Linked DNA regions of Homo sapiens: all the other regions are linked to region 2. A link is a contact called in ENCODE Hi-C data. All regions are on one chromosome and are shown on one strand. Each heading gives the region's core, a stretch centred on a gene start or an enhancer-like site at or near the end of the contact. The rest is flanking DNA. Distances are from core to core; before and after follow the strand shown.

What was found. Hi-C counts contacts between places; a loop is a spot of excess contacts on that map. Pooled maps may share reads with other maps.
Region 1: a map of GM12878 shows a loop between it and region 2 (4-fold over the local background). The contact joins the enhancer-like site here to the promoter of GTPBP6 in region 2. A Hi-C loop is called at or near these places in 2 of 168 maps with a recorded cell type or tissue (GM12878 and naive thymus-derived CD4-positive, alpha-beta T cell), 1 of 37 single-sample maps with no recorded cell type and 9 of 50 pooled maps.
Region 3: a loop to region 2 is called in a map with no recorded cell type, with 15 times the contacts of the local background. The contact joins the enhancer-like site here to the promoter of GTPBP6 in region 2. A Hi-C loop is called at or near these places in 9 of 37 single-sample maps with no recorded cell type and 5 of 50 pooled maps.
Region 4: a pooled map shows a loop between it and region 2 (6-fold over the local background). The contact joins the promoter of CRLF2 here to the promoter of GTPBP6 in region 2. A Hi-C loop is called at or near these places in 2 of 168 maps with a recorded cell type or tissue (CD4-positive, alpha-beta memory T cell and naive thymus-derived CD4-positive, alpha-beta T cell), 4 of 37 single-sample maps with no recorded cell type and 9 of 50 pooled maps.

What each region holds. Positions count from the first base shown.
Region 1 is chrX:1,238,135-1,241,186 of GRCh38, forward strand. No RefSeq gene overlaps it. Among named protein-coding and RNA genes, the nearest start is that of CRLF2, 27 kb to the left of the region's middle. Within about 2 kb of position 1,702, at least 4 of the 41 ENCODE cell types and tissues checked have a DNase peak (open chromatin) inside an H3K27ac peak, as active enhancers do; they include GM12878, where a contact is called at or near this core.
Region 2 is chrX:317,348-320,573 of GRCh38, forward strand. GTPBP6 (GTP binding protein 6 (putative)) reads right to left here and starts at 1,449. Exons shown (of 10, transcript NM_012227.4): 1 at 1,092-1,449. The coding sequence starts at 1,440. LINC00685 (long intergenic non-protein coding RNA 685) reads left to right here and starts at 1,798. Exons shown (of 1, transcript NR_027232.1): 1 at 1,798-3,226.
Region 3 is chrX:1,024,938-1,028,142 of GRCh38, forward strand. No RefSeq gene overlaps it. Among named protein-coding and RNA genes, the nearest start is that of CRLF2, 190 kb to the right of the region's middle. Within about 2 kb of position 1,519, at least 4 of the 41 ENCODE cell types and tissues checked have a DNase peak (open chromatin) inside an H3K27ac peak, as active enhancers do.
Region 4 is chrX:1,211,142-1,214,353 of GRCh38, forward strand. CRLF2 (cytokine receptor like factor 2) reads right to left here and starts at 1,508. Exons shown (of 8, transcript NM_022148.4): 1 at 1,415-1,508. The coding sequence starts at 1,493.

The DNA of each region.
Region 1 (3,052 bases), core at 452-2,951, 920 kb after region 2:
GACCTGCGGCCGGGCATGGGGGCTCACGCCTGTAATCCCAGCAATTTGGGAGGCCAAGGTGGGCGGATCACCTGAGGTCAGGAGTTCAAGACCAGCCTGGTCAACATGGTGAAACCCCATCTCTACTAAAAATACAAAAATTAGCCGGGTGTGGTGGCGGGTGCCTGTAATCCCAGCTATCCAGGAGGCTGAGACAGGAGAATCTCTTGAACCCGGAGGCAGAGGTTGCAGTGAGCCAAGATCATACCACTGCACTCCAGCCTGGGTAACAGAGTTAGACTCTGCCTCAAAAGAAAACAATAAAAAAAATTAACCAGGCGTGGTGGCAGGTGCCTGTAATCCCAGCTGCTTGGGAGGCTGAGACAGGAGAATCACTTGAACCCAGGAGATGGAGGTTGCAGTGAGCCGAGATCACACCACTGCACTCCAGCCTGGATGACAAGACTGAAACTCCATCTCAAAAAATAAAATAAAACAGGCCGGGTGCGGTGGCTCATGCCTGTCATCCCAGCATTTAGTGAGGCCGAGGCGGGTGGATCACCTGAGGTTGGGAGTTAGAGACCAGCCTGACCAACCTGGAGAAACCCCGTCTCTACTAAAAATACAAAAATTAGCTGGGCGTAGTGGTGGGCGCCTGTCATCCCAGCTACTCGGGAGGCTGAGGCAGGAGAATCGCTTGAACCAGGGAGGTGGAAGTTGCAGTGAGCCGAGATCACGTCATTGCACTCCAGCCTGGGCGACAGAGCGAGACTCTGTCTCCAAAAAATAAAATAATAAATAAAATAAAGGCCGGGCACGGTGGCTCATGCCTGTAATCCCAGCACTTAGGGAGGCCAAGGTGGGCTGATCCCCTGAGGTCGGGAGTTGGAGACCAGCCGGATCAACCTGGTGAAACCCCGTCTCTACTAAAAATACAAAATGAACTGGGCGTGGTGGTGCACGCCTGTAATCCCAGCTACTCGGGAGGCTGAGACAGGACAATCGCTTGAACCCCGGAGGCAGAGGTTGCAGTGAGCCGAGATCACACCGTTGTACTGCAGCCTGGGCAACAGAGAGCTCTGTCTCAAAACAAAATTAAAATAAATGAATAAATAAATAAATAAAATAAATGTACTGAGACCTGTCATTGCAATGAAAAACCCACTCATCCTCAAACATAAAAAAAAAATATTCGGTCGGGCGCAGTGGCTCACGCCTGTCATCCCAGCACTTTGGGAGGCCGAGGAGGGTGGATCACGAAGTCAGGAGTTCGAGACCAGCCTGGCCAACATAGTGAAACCCCGTCTCTACTAAAAATACAAAAAATTAGCCGGGCGTGGTGGCGGGCACCTGTAGTCCCAGCTACTCGGGAGGCTGAGGCAAGAGAATGGCTAAACCCGGGAGGCGGAGGTTGCAGTGAGCTGAGATCGCACCACTGCACTCCAGCCTGGGCGACAGAGTGAGACTCTGTCTCAAAAAATAAAAATAAACATAAATTAATTAAAAAAAATTAAAAAAACACAAAAGTAAGAGACAGGTGAATTAACCAGGAGGCCGGCTCGTCTTGCGGTCTGGGAAGGGCGTAACTTCAGAGGATCCCGGGCTTTGGAAAATTTGCCAAAATGAGACATTTCGGCTCCATTTAGCTGCGGTTTCTCTCCACTCCCACTTCCCCTCTGCCTAAGTTCCCCGTATGCCGGGCGGCCCCGGGGCAGAGGTGGGGTTCTGGGGAGCTGAGACAGGGAAGTTGACCTGCAGTTGATTTGCATGTGGTCTTTGAGGGATCTGCCCGTGGGTTCCAACGTCACGGCCAGGCCTGGCTCACTGCGGTCTGGCCTCCCATGATGATAGCAGTATCTTCTAGGAATATTCCCACCCACCCACGGCGCTGACGCACGGATACGACAGGGAAGCCTCCAGACCCGTCCTCTGGTGCTGGGTGTTGTCAAGAAAAAAAAGAGCCAAACTCTGGCCAGGCGCGGTGAGTCACACCTGTGATCCCAGCACTTTGGGAGGCCGAGGCGGGTGGATCACCTAAGGTCAGGAGTTTGAGACCAGCCTGACCAACATGGCAAAAACCTGTGTCTATTAAAAATACAAAAATTAGGCCGGGCACAGTGGCTCACACCTGTAATCCCAGCACTCTAGGAGGCTGAGGCGGGTGGATCACCTCAGCCTGAGGTCAGGAGTTTGAGACCAGCTGGACAACATGGCAAAAACCTGTCTCTATTAAAAATACAAAAATTAGGCCGGGAGAAGTGGCTCACGCCTGTCATCCCAGCACGTTGGGAGGCCGAGGCGGGTGGATCACCTGAGGTCAGGAGTTCGAGACCAGCCTGACCAACACAGTGAAACCCCATCTCTACTAAAAATACAAAAATCAGCCGGGCGTGCTGGCATGTGCCTGTAATCCCAGCTACTCGGGAGGCTGAGGCAGAAGAATCGCTTGAACCTGGAAGGTGGAGGTTACAGTGAGCCAAGATTACACCACTGCACTCCAGCCTGGTGACAAAGCGAGACTCCATCTCAAAAAAAAAAGAAAAGAAAAAGAAAAGACAAGACAAGACATCCATAAAGATCCCTGAATTGCCTAGGACCACTGAACAGTCGGCCACGGCCCCATCCCAGAGGATCACGGCCCCAGCCTCGCGGAGTTCGCCGGCTGAGTGGGGTCTCTGGAGCATGGTGGAGATTTGGGGTGAGTGAAGGCCTCTGCAGGAGGGGTGATTTGGGGTGAGTGGGGGGTCTCTCTCTGAGGGATGGAGATTTGGGGTGAGCAGGGGTCTCTGTGAGCGATAGAGATTTGGGGTGAGTGGGGTCTCTCTCTGAGGGATGGAGATTTGGGGTGAGTGTGGATCTCTCTGAGGGATGGAGATTTGGGGTAAGTGGGGGGGTCCCTGAGGGATAGAGATTTGGGGTGAATGGGGGTCTCTCTGAGGGATGGAGATTTGGGGTGAGCGGGGGTCTCTGTGAGGGATAGAGATTTGGGGTGAGTGGGGTCTCTCTCTGAGGGATGGAGATTTGGGGTGAGCGGGGGTCTCTGTGAGGGATAGAGATTTGGGGTGAGTGGGGT
Region 2 (3,226 bases), core at 199-2,698:
GAACCACCGGCAGGTTTGGGGAGTAGAGAGGCAAGAGGTCTGCGCGCTGTTCTGAGCAGTTCGGGGCTTCATCTGTTCCAGGAATTAGCCATTTTGGAAAACACCCGTAAAGAAAAACCACTCATCGACTACAGGAGCTTCCAAGGGAAAAATCAACCTTTATGAGACTCTGACACGTGCAGCGACTTATTCATTTGCATTTCCTCCTGGGGGGTGGGGGGTGGGACTAGACACAGATTGGTCCGCTGGACGCCCTCCCTTCCCTGACCTCAAACACACCGTGCCTACCTCTAACCCAGAGCAAGAGAAACGTAGGTCCCATCGGCGAGAACCGCCCCGGCCCACCCAACCCCACCCCACCCCACCCCACCCCACCCCACCCCACGGACCCCACGGGCCCCACCCCATCCCACGGACTCCACCCCATAAGCTCCGCCCCCGCACTTTTACCCCATAGGCCCCTCCCCCGAAGCCCCGCCCACGCACCTCCACCAATGATATCCTCCCCTCTTCCCCATAAGCCCCGCCCTTTCACCCATGGGCTCCTCCCCCGAACCCCACCCATGCACCTCCACCTATGAGATCCTCCCTTCAGAGCCCCGCCCCCGCATCACCATCCATAAGCTCTTCCCCTCAGAGCCCCGCCCCTCAGCGCCACGCCCTGGCATCTCCAACCATCAGACCCTCTCCTTAGAGCCTGGCCCCCTGAAGCCCCGCCCCTACGTCGCCACCTGAGCTCTTCCCCTCAAAGCCCCGCCCTGGGTCTCCACCTATGAGATTCTCAGGTCAGAGCCCCGTCCCTGAATCTCTACCTATGAGCCTCCCCAGAGCCCCGCCCTTGCATCGCCAGCTATGATTCTCCCGAGTCCCGCCCCTGAATCTCCACCTATGAAATCCTTCCTGCAGAGCCCCGCCCTTGCGCCTCCACCTATGAGATTCTCCCCACAGAACCCCGCCCCTGAATCTCCACCTATGAGATCGTCCCTTCAGAGCCCCGCCCCTGAATCTCCACCTATGAGCCCCCTCCCCTCAGAGCCCCGCCCCCAGGTCTCCAGCTCCTGTTTCTCCCCCGAAAGCCCTGCCGCGGTCACCTCGAGTCATCTGCGACTTCCCCGGGCCCCACTTGACGTCAGGGTGAACCAGACACACGCGCTGGGTCCCCGCCGGCAGCAGAGGCTCTCCCCGCAGCAGCTCCTCCTCGGCGTTCTCGTCCGCATCTTCCGGCTCCTCCTCGTCGTCTCCCGTGCGGCTTCGGCCGCCGTCCGCCCGCAGGCCCCGCCCTCCGCCCCACGGCCCCTCCAGATTCCCGGGGCTCCTGCGGCCGACAGCGGCTAGCGCGCGCGCGGGGCAGGACGGCGCGGCTGCCCGCGGAGCCGAGCGGCCGCGGCCCACGCGGGAGAGCCGCAGCCCCGGGCGTACGGCGGCCCGCAGGGCCCACATGGCGCGTCTGGAGGCTGAACGTTGGGGCGGGGGCTGCCCACAGGCCGCTCCTCATCACGTGCTCGTGATTGGCGTGCGGCCGGGGCTGGCTCACCAGCGCCTCTCCCCGGCACAGGCCGTGCTCCTCATTGGTCATCCGGCGTCACGTGCTAGTGATTGGCGTGCAGCTGGGGCGTGCTCACCAGCGCCTCTCCGCAGCATAGGGCGTGATCCTCATTGGTCATCCCTTGTCACGTGCTGGTGATTGGCGTGCGGCCGGGGCGGGCTCCCTAGCGCCGCGCCCCGGCAGGGCGTGCTCCTCATTGGTCGCCCCGCATCAGGTGCTGGTGATTGGCACGCGCTGCCGGCGGGGGAGGCGGGACCGGGCCGCTTCTTGTTCGGCGTGGGCGGCTCCTGGCAGACCCATCCCGCGGTGCAGCCGCCGGCCCGGTAGGCGCCAGGACCCCGAGCCTCGGCGGCGGCGGCGGCGGCGGCAGCGCTGCCTTCACTCACCTCGTCCTCGCTCCCGTCCTACCCCGTTCCGCGCTGGGTGGAGTCCAAGTCTGATTGCGAGAGTCCGGAACGCCGCCTCGGGGGCTTGACTCCAGCCCCGGGGATCGAGAACGGCGCCCAGGGGTCCCTACGTCTGCCTTGGGGGCTCGAGTCCCGCCCTGGGCGTCCGTGACGTCGCCCAGGGGTCTCCACGTCTGCCCTGGAACCTGGAGAGCCGCCGTGGGGGCCCCGGAAGCTGCCCCGGAGTCCCCACGTCTGCCCTGGGGGCTCGAGTCCAGCTCTCAGGGTCCCGGACGCCACCCAGGGGGTCCCCATGTCTGCTTTGGGGGCTCGAGTCCAGCCATGGGGGTCCTGGACGCCGCCTCGGCGTCCCCGCGTCTGCCTTGGGGGCCCGAGTCCCGCCCTGGGGGTCCTGGACGCCGCCTCGGCATCCCCGCGTCTGCCTTGGGGGCTCGAGTCCCGCCCTGGGGGTCCCCGATGCCGCCCGGGGGTCCTCACGTCTACCTTGGAGACTGGAGTTCCCCCGTGGGAGTCTCGGACGCCACCCCGGAGTCACCGTGTCTAGCCTTGGGGGCTTGAGTCCAGCCCTGGGGGTCCTGGACGTCGCCGAGGAGCCCCCACGTCTGCCTTTGGGGCTTGAGACCTGCTCTGGGGGTCCCGGTCGCCGCCCAGGTGGGTCCCCACGTCTAGCCTTGGGGGCTTGAGTCCAGCCCTGGGGGGCCCGGATGCCGCCCGGGGGTTCTCCTCGTCTGCCTTGGGGGTTGGGTCCAGCCCCAGGCGTCCTGACCACCGCCCAGGGGCCCCCACGTCTGCCTGGGGGCCTCAAATTCAGTCCTGGGGGTCCCGGACGCCTCCCAGGGGTCTTCATGTCTGCCGTGGGCCTCGAGTCCAGCCGTGAGGGTCCCGAATGCTGCCTTGGAGGGTGGAGTCCAGCTCTGAGGGTCCTGAAGTCAGCTTTGGGGGTTCGAACCCATCCATCCCAGGGGTCCCTGAGTCTACATTAGGGGCTGGAGTCCAGCCTTGAGGGTCTCCACTGCTGCCTTGGGGGCCTGGATGGGATCCAGCGGGTCTGAGTCCAGCCTCGGGAGCCCCTGCGGTGGAGCTCTGAGTGGGGCAGGGGCCTGGGAGATGCCAGGAGGATGAGAGCGGCGCCCCCCTGGTCCAGGGGACAGTAAGAGGCAGCCGGTCTCAGAGAAGCTACCCCAAAACTGTTACCCGTGGTGTGCAGAGCGTCCTGCAACCCCAGCCCTCACCAGGATTTCTTGCGTTTTTCAGGAAATCGGTTGTGATTGGC
Region 3 (3,205 bases), core at 269-2,768, 710 kb after region 2:
TATTCACAATAGCAAAGACTTGGAACCAACCCAAATGTCCAACAATGATAGACTGGATTGAGAAAATGTGGCACACATATACCGTGGAATACTATGCAGCCATAAAAAATGATGAGTTCATGTCCTTTGTAGGGACATGGATGAAACTGGAAACCATCATTCTCAGCAAACTATTACAAGGAGAAAAAAACAAATAATGCATGTTCTCACTCACAGGTGGGAGTTGAACAATGAGAACACATGGACACAGGAAGGGGAACATCACACACCGGGGACTGTTGTGGGGTGGGGGGAGGGGGGAGGGAGAGCATTAGGAGATATACCTAATGTTAAATGACGAGTTCATGGGTGCAGCAAACCAGCATGGCACATGTATACATATGTAACAAGCCTGCATGTTGTGCACATGTACCCTGAAACTTAAAGTATAATAATAATAAAATTTAAAAAAAAGAGTTTGCAAGGGTGAAAGTTGAAGGGTGTAGAGAAAAACAAAGATTGGGAAGCTGTGTGTCCTGGAGACGTGCTGTGTGTCCTGGAGACGTGCTGTGTGTGCCAGGCTTGGCTGATTTCTTTGAATTAGGTGGAATTCCTCTCTTTTCTTGCCAAACATCTGCTAAAGGATCTTCTCTCTGTATCATGTTTGCTGTCATGCAGCTGTATAGAAAATGCATTTCGCAAGGCTGGGCACGGTGGCTCACACGTGTAATCCCAGCTACTCAGCAGGCTGACTGCAGGAGAATCTGTTGACCCCGGGAGACACATTGCAGTGAGCCGAGATCGTGCCATTGCCTTCCAGCCTGGGCGACAGAGTGATACTCTGTCTCCAAAAATAATAAAAATTGGCTCACGCGTGTAATCCCAGCACTTTGGGAGGCTGAGGGAGGGGGATCACGAGGTCAGGAGATGAAGACCGTCCTGGCTAACATGGTGAAAACCCGTCACTATTAAAAAAATCCAAAAAATTAGCCGGGCGTGGTGGCGGGCGCCTGTAGTCCCAGCTACTCGGGAGGCTGAGGCAGGAGAATGACGTGAACCAGGGAGGCTGAGCTTGCAGTGAGCCGAGATCGCGCCACTGCACTCCGGCCTGGGCGAAACAGCGAGACTCCATCTCAAAAAATAATAATACTAAAATTAAATTAAAATTACATTTTTAAAAAAATTTAAAAAATGCATCCCCTGGCTGGGTGCGGTGGCTCACACCTGTAATACCAGGACTTTGGGAGGCCGAGGCGGGTGGATCACCTGAGATCAGGAGTTTGAGACCAGCCTGGACAACATGGCGAAACCCCGTCTCTACTAAAAATACAAAAATTACCTGGGCACAGTGGTGCACGCCTGTCATCCCAGCTACTCAGGAGGCTGAGACAGGAGAATCACTTGAACCCAGGAGGCGGCGGTTGCAGTGAGCCAAGATCGCACCACTGCCCTCCAGCCCGGGCAACAAGAGTGGGACTCCATCTCAAACACACACACAAAAAATCCCCCTTTTCAACTTTTTTCCTTTGTACTTCACTACTGAATTCTAAAATGGGAACTGGTTTCGTGGTTTCCTTCCTGTGGTGAAAGGCATACAGAAAAAGAAGTCACCGTTTCAGACAACTCCGGCTCAGGAACAAAGATGTTTTATGTGTGTTTTAAAAAACTTTTTACTTTACATAAAATTGGCAAACAATACTTGCATATTTTTAAGGCGCACAACATGACGTTTTGATAGATGTATCATTGTGGAATAATTACATCAGGTTAATTCACGTATCTGTCACTTCAAGTGCTTAATCTTTTTTTAGTGAAAACATGTAAAATCTGTTCTTTTATCAGTTTTGAATTATACATTATCTATTAACTGTTGCCACCATGCTGGGCTACAATGTTTTCTTCTGTCACTAGAATGCATCCTTTCTGTCAAACTGAAACTTTGTATCATTTTACCAACGGTTTCCCCCTTTTTTTTCTTCTTCTTCTTCGTCCTCCTCCACCTCCCCCTCCTCCTCCTCCTCCCTCTCCTCTCCCCTCCCCTCTCCTCCCCTCTCCTCCCCTGTCCTCTCCTCTCTTTTCTTTTCTTTTCTTTTTTTCCTTTCTTTTTAGACAGAGTCTTACTCCGTCACCAGGCTGGGGAGCAGTGGCACAATCTCAGCTCACTGCAACCTCCGCCTCCCGGGTTCAAGCGATTCTCCTGCCTCAGCCTCCCGAGTAGCTGGGATGACAGGCACCTGCCACCACATCCGGCTAATTTTTCTATTTTTAGTAGAGACAGGGTTTCGCCATGTTGGCCAGGCTGGTCTCGAACGCCTGACCTCATGATCCACCTGCCTCGGGTTAGACTTTTTTACATTCCACGTAGAGGTGAGATCACGCGGTATTTGTCCGTCTGAGCCTGGCTTATTTCCCTCAACATCACGTCCCCCGGGTTCATCTTGCTTTTCCAGGCTGAAGACTATTCTGTTGTGTGTGTCGCACATCTTGTGGCTTGTGTCATAGAAAACGTTTTCCCCACAAACCCATACCCTGTCCGGGACGCCCCACGCCCTCTCACTGTGCCTAAGTCCCACGGGAAGGCTGTTATGGCCTACTGTTGTTTTGCGGAATTTGCCTTTTCTTTCTTTCTTTCTTTCTTTCTCTCCTGTCTTTTTCTTGCTTCCTTTTCTTTCTCTTTCTTTCTCCCTCTCTTCTTTCTTCTTTTTTCTTTCTCCCTCTCTTATTTCTTCTTTCTCTTTTCTTTCTCTTTCTTTCTCTTTTCTTTTTCTTTCTTCTTTCTCTTTCTTTTCTATTTCTCTCTGTCTCCTTTCTTTGTCTCATTTCTTTTTCTTCTTTCTCTTTCTCTTACTTTCTCTGTTTTCTTTCTTTCTTTGTCTCTTCTTTCTTTTTTCTTTCTTGCTCTTTCTTTTTTTTCTCTCTCCTTTCTTTGTCTTTCCTTCTCCTTTCTTTCTCTTTCTCTTACTTTCTTTGTCTCTCTCCTTTCTCTCTGTTTTCTTTCTTTCTTCCTCTTTCTCTTTCTTTCTCTCTTTCTTTTTTCTTTCTCTTTCTTCTTCCTTTCTTTCTCTGTCTTTTCTTTCTTTCTCCCTTCCTTCCTTTCTTTCTCTTTGTTTCTTCTTTCTTTCTTCCTCTCTCCTTCCTTCCTTCTTTCCTTCCTTTCAAGACAGAGTCTGACTCTGTCACCCAAGCTACAGTGCAGTGGCACAATCTCAGCTCACTGCAACCTCTG
Region 4 (3,212 bases), core at 258-2,757, 890 kb after region 2:
TAAATGGATGAACAGATACATAGGTGAATGGATGGATGGATGGATGGATGGATGGATGCATGGATAGATGGATACGTAGATGTGTACATGGATGGGTGGGTGGGTGGATGGATGGGTGGATGGATGGATGGATGGATGGATGGATGGATAAGTGGATAAAAGTGTGGGTGAATGCATGGATAGATGGATGTATTGGTGGGTGGATGGGTGGATGGGTGGATGGATGGATGGATGGATGGATGGATGGATGGATGGATGGATAAGTGGATAAAAGTGTGGGTGAATGCATGGATAGATGGATGTATTGGTGGATGGATGGGTGGATGGGTGGATGGATGGATGGATGGATGGATAAGTGGATAAAAGTGTGGGTGAATGCATGGATAGATGGATGTATTGGTGGATGGATGGGTGGATGGATGGATGGATGGATAAGTGGATAAAAGTGTGGGTGAATGCATGGATAGATGGATGTATTGGTGGATGGATGGGTGGATGGATGGATGGATGGATAAGTGGATAAAAGTGTGGGTGAATGCATGGATGGATGGATGTATTGGTGGATGGATGGGTGGATGGGTGGATGGATGGATGGATGGATGGATAAGTGGATAAAAGTGTGGGTGAATGCATGGATAGATGGATGTATTGGTGGATGGATGGGTGGATGGATGGATGGATGGATAAGTGGATAAAAGTGTGGGTGAATGCATGGATGGATGGATGTATTGGTAGATGGATGGGTGGATGGGTGGATGGATGGATGGATGTATTGGTGGATGGATGGGTGGATGGGTGGATGGATGGATGGATGGATGATAGATGGGTGGATGGGAGGATGGATAGATAACAGCTGGGTGGATGGTGGATGGATGGATGAGTGAATGAAAGGTTGGGTGGACGGATGGCTGGGTGGGTTGATGGGTGGGTGAATGTATGAGTGGATGAATCGTTTGATAGATGGGTGGATGGATATATTAGTGGATGGATCAATGAATAATAGATGGATGGATAGTGGATGGATGGGTGATTAATGGGAAAAGATAGATGAGATACATTGATGGATAGATTAAAAATGAATATATCTACCAATCAATCAATCAATAGATAGACACACACACGCACACATACAGTTCCTAGTTCTGGCCACCGAAAGCTCATATAAGCAGTGGATATTCCGGGAGCAATAAGTATACTTAATATTCATGTATTTACTTATAAATATGTTTTGTCCCAGCTACTTGAGAAGCTGAGGCAGGAGAATTGCTTGAACCCGGAAAAAAAAAAAAAAAAAAAAGAAAAGAAGAAAGAAACCTCCATGCTCATTGTTTAAGTTTTACAAAATAAAGAGTGCCTGGTTGCAAAGCAAACCACAAACCAAAATACAACAAGAAGAGGGTGTTTAAATAATTACCTGCTCCTCCTTGCCCCAAAGCCATCCAGCCTCCCAGCAGAAAGACGGCAGCTCCCCACAGCAGAACCAGCCGCCCCATGCCTGAAACAGGAGTGGAGAGTGAGGTCCTCAGGGACCTACAACGAACAGATCACTCATGACTCATAAGCAGAGGTCACCATCGATTTTAAAAAGTCAGAAAGGAAACTAGGGAAATGATTACAGGCAGGAAGCACAGTGACAGTTGATTTTCAAAGATACACTTGTCAAGAACACACACACACACACACACACACACACACACAATCAATCCAGGATCAGGACTGCCACGCACACTGCTGAGCTGAGCCCTCCCCTTCCCTCCCCCTCCCCCATCTCCTCCCCCTCCCCTCCATTCCCTTCCCTCCCTCCCCCTCCCCTCCCCTCCCCTCCATTCCCTCCCCACTCCCCTCCCCTCCCCCTTCCCCTCCCCTCTCTTTCCTTCCTTTCCCTTCCCCTCCCCTCCCCTCTCCCCTCCCCTTCCCCCTCTCCCCTCCCCTTCCCCCTCCCCTCCCCTCCCTTCCCTTCCTTTCACTTCCCCTCCCCCTCCCCTCTCCCCTCCCCTCCATCCCCTCCCCTCCCCTCCCTTCCCTTCTGCCTCTCCCCCACCCCCTCCTCCCTCCCCTCCCCCTCCCCCTTCCCTTTCCTCCCCTCCCCTCCTCCTCCCCACCTCCCCTCCCCCTCCCCTCCCCCTTCCCTCCCCTCCCCCTTCCCTCCCCTCCCTTCCCTTCCTTTCCCTTCCCCTCCCTTCCCCTTCCCCCCCACCCCACCCCCTCCCTTCCCATCCCCCTCCCATCCCCTCATCTTTTGTCCCCCTCCCTTCCCCCACCCCCTCCACCTATCCCCTCCCCTCCCCTCCATGGATGGTATATGGATGGATGGATAAGTGGATGAAAGGATGTGTGGATAGGTGGGTGGATGGATGGATAAATGGATGAACAGATACATAGGTGGATGGGTGGATGGATGCATGCATAGATGGATACGTAGATGTGTACATCCCCTCCCCTCCCTTCCCCTCCCCCCTCCCCCCACCCCCTCCTCCCTCCCCTCTCCCTCCCCCTTCCGTCTCCTCCCCTCCCCCTCCCCTCTCCTCCCCTCCCCCTCCCCACCTCCCCTTCCTTTCTCTTGCTTTTCCTTTCTTTTTTTTTGAGCTGGAGTCTCACTCTCTGTCACCCAGGCTGGAGTGCAGTGGCACGATCTTGGCTCACTGCAACCTCCTCCTCCCGGGTTCAAGCGATTCTCCTGCCTCAGCCTCCTGAGTAGCTGGGATTACAGGCGCCCACCACCACGCCTGGCTAATTTTTATATTTTTAGTAGAGATGGGGTTTCACCATGTTGGCCAGGCTGGTCTCAAACTCCTGACTTCAAGTGATCGGCCCGCTTCAGCCTCTCAAAGTGCTGGGATTATAGGCGTGAGCCACCGTGCCCAGCTTTTCTTTCCTATTCTTTGAGACAAGGTGTTCGTCTGGTACCCACGCAGGAGTGTTGTGGTGCAATCAGGACTCACCACAGCCTCAAACAGCTTGGCTCAAGCAATCCTCTTGCCTCAACCTCCCTAGTAGCCGGGATTACAGATGCATGCCACCCACCCTGCTGATTTTTGTATTTTTCATAGAGACGGGGTTTCACCATGTTGACCAGGCTGGTCTCAAACTCCTGGACTCAGGTGATCCACCCGCCTCGACCTCCCAAAGTGCTGGGATTATAGGCGTTAGCCACCGCACCTGGCCTGAGCTTTGCTTGAAAGCATATCACAGAGCAGCCTGGCCAACATGGC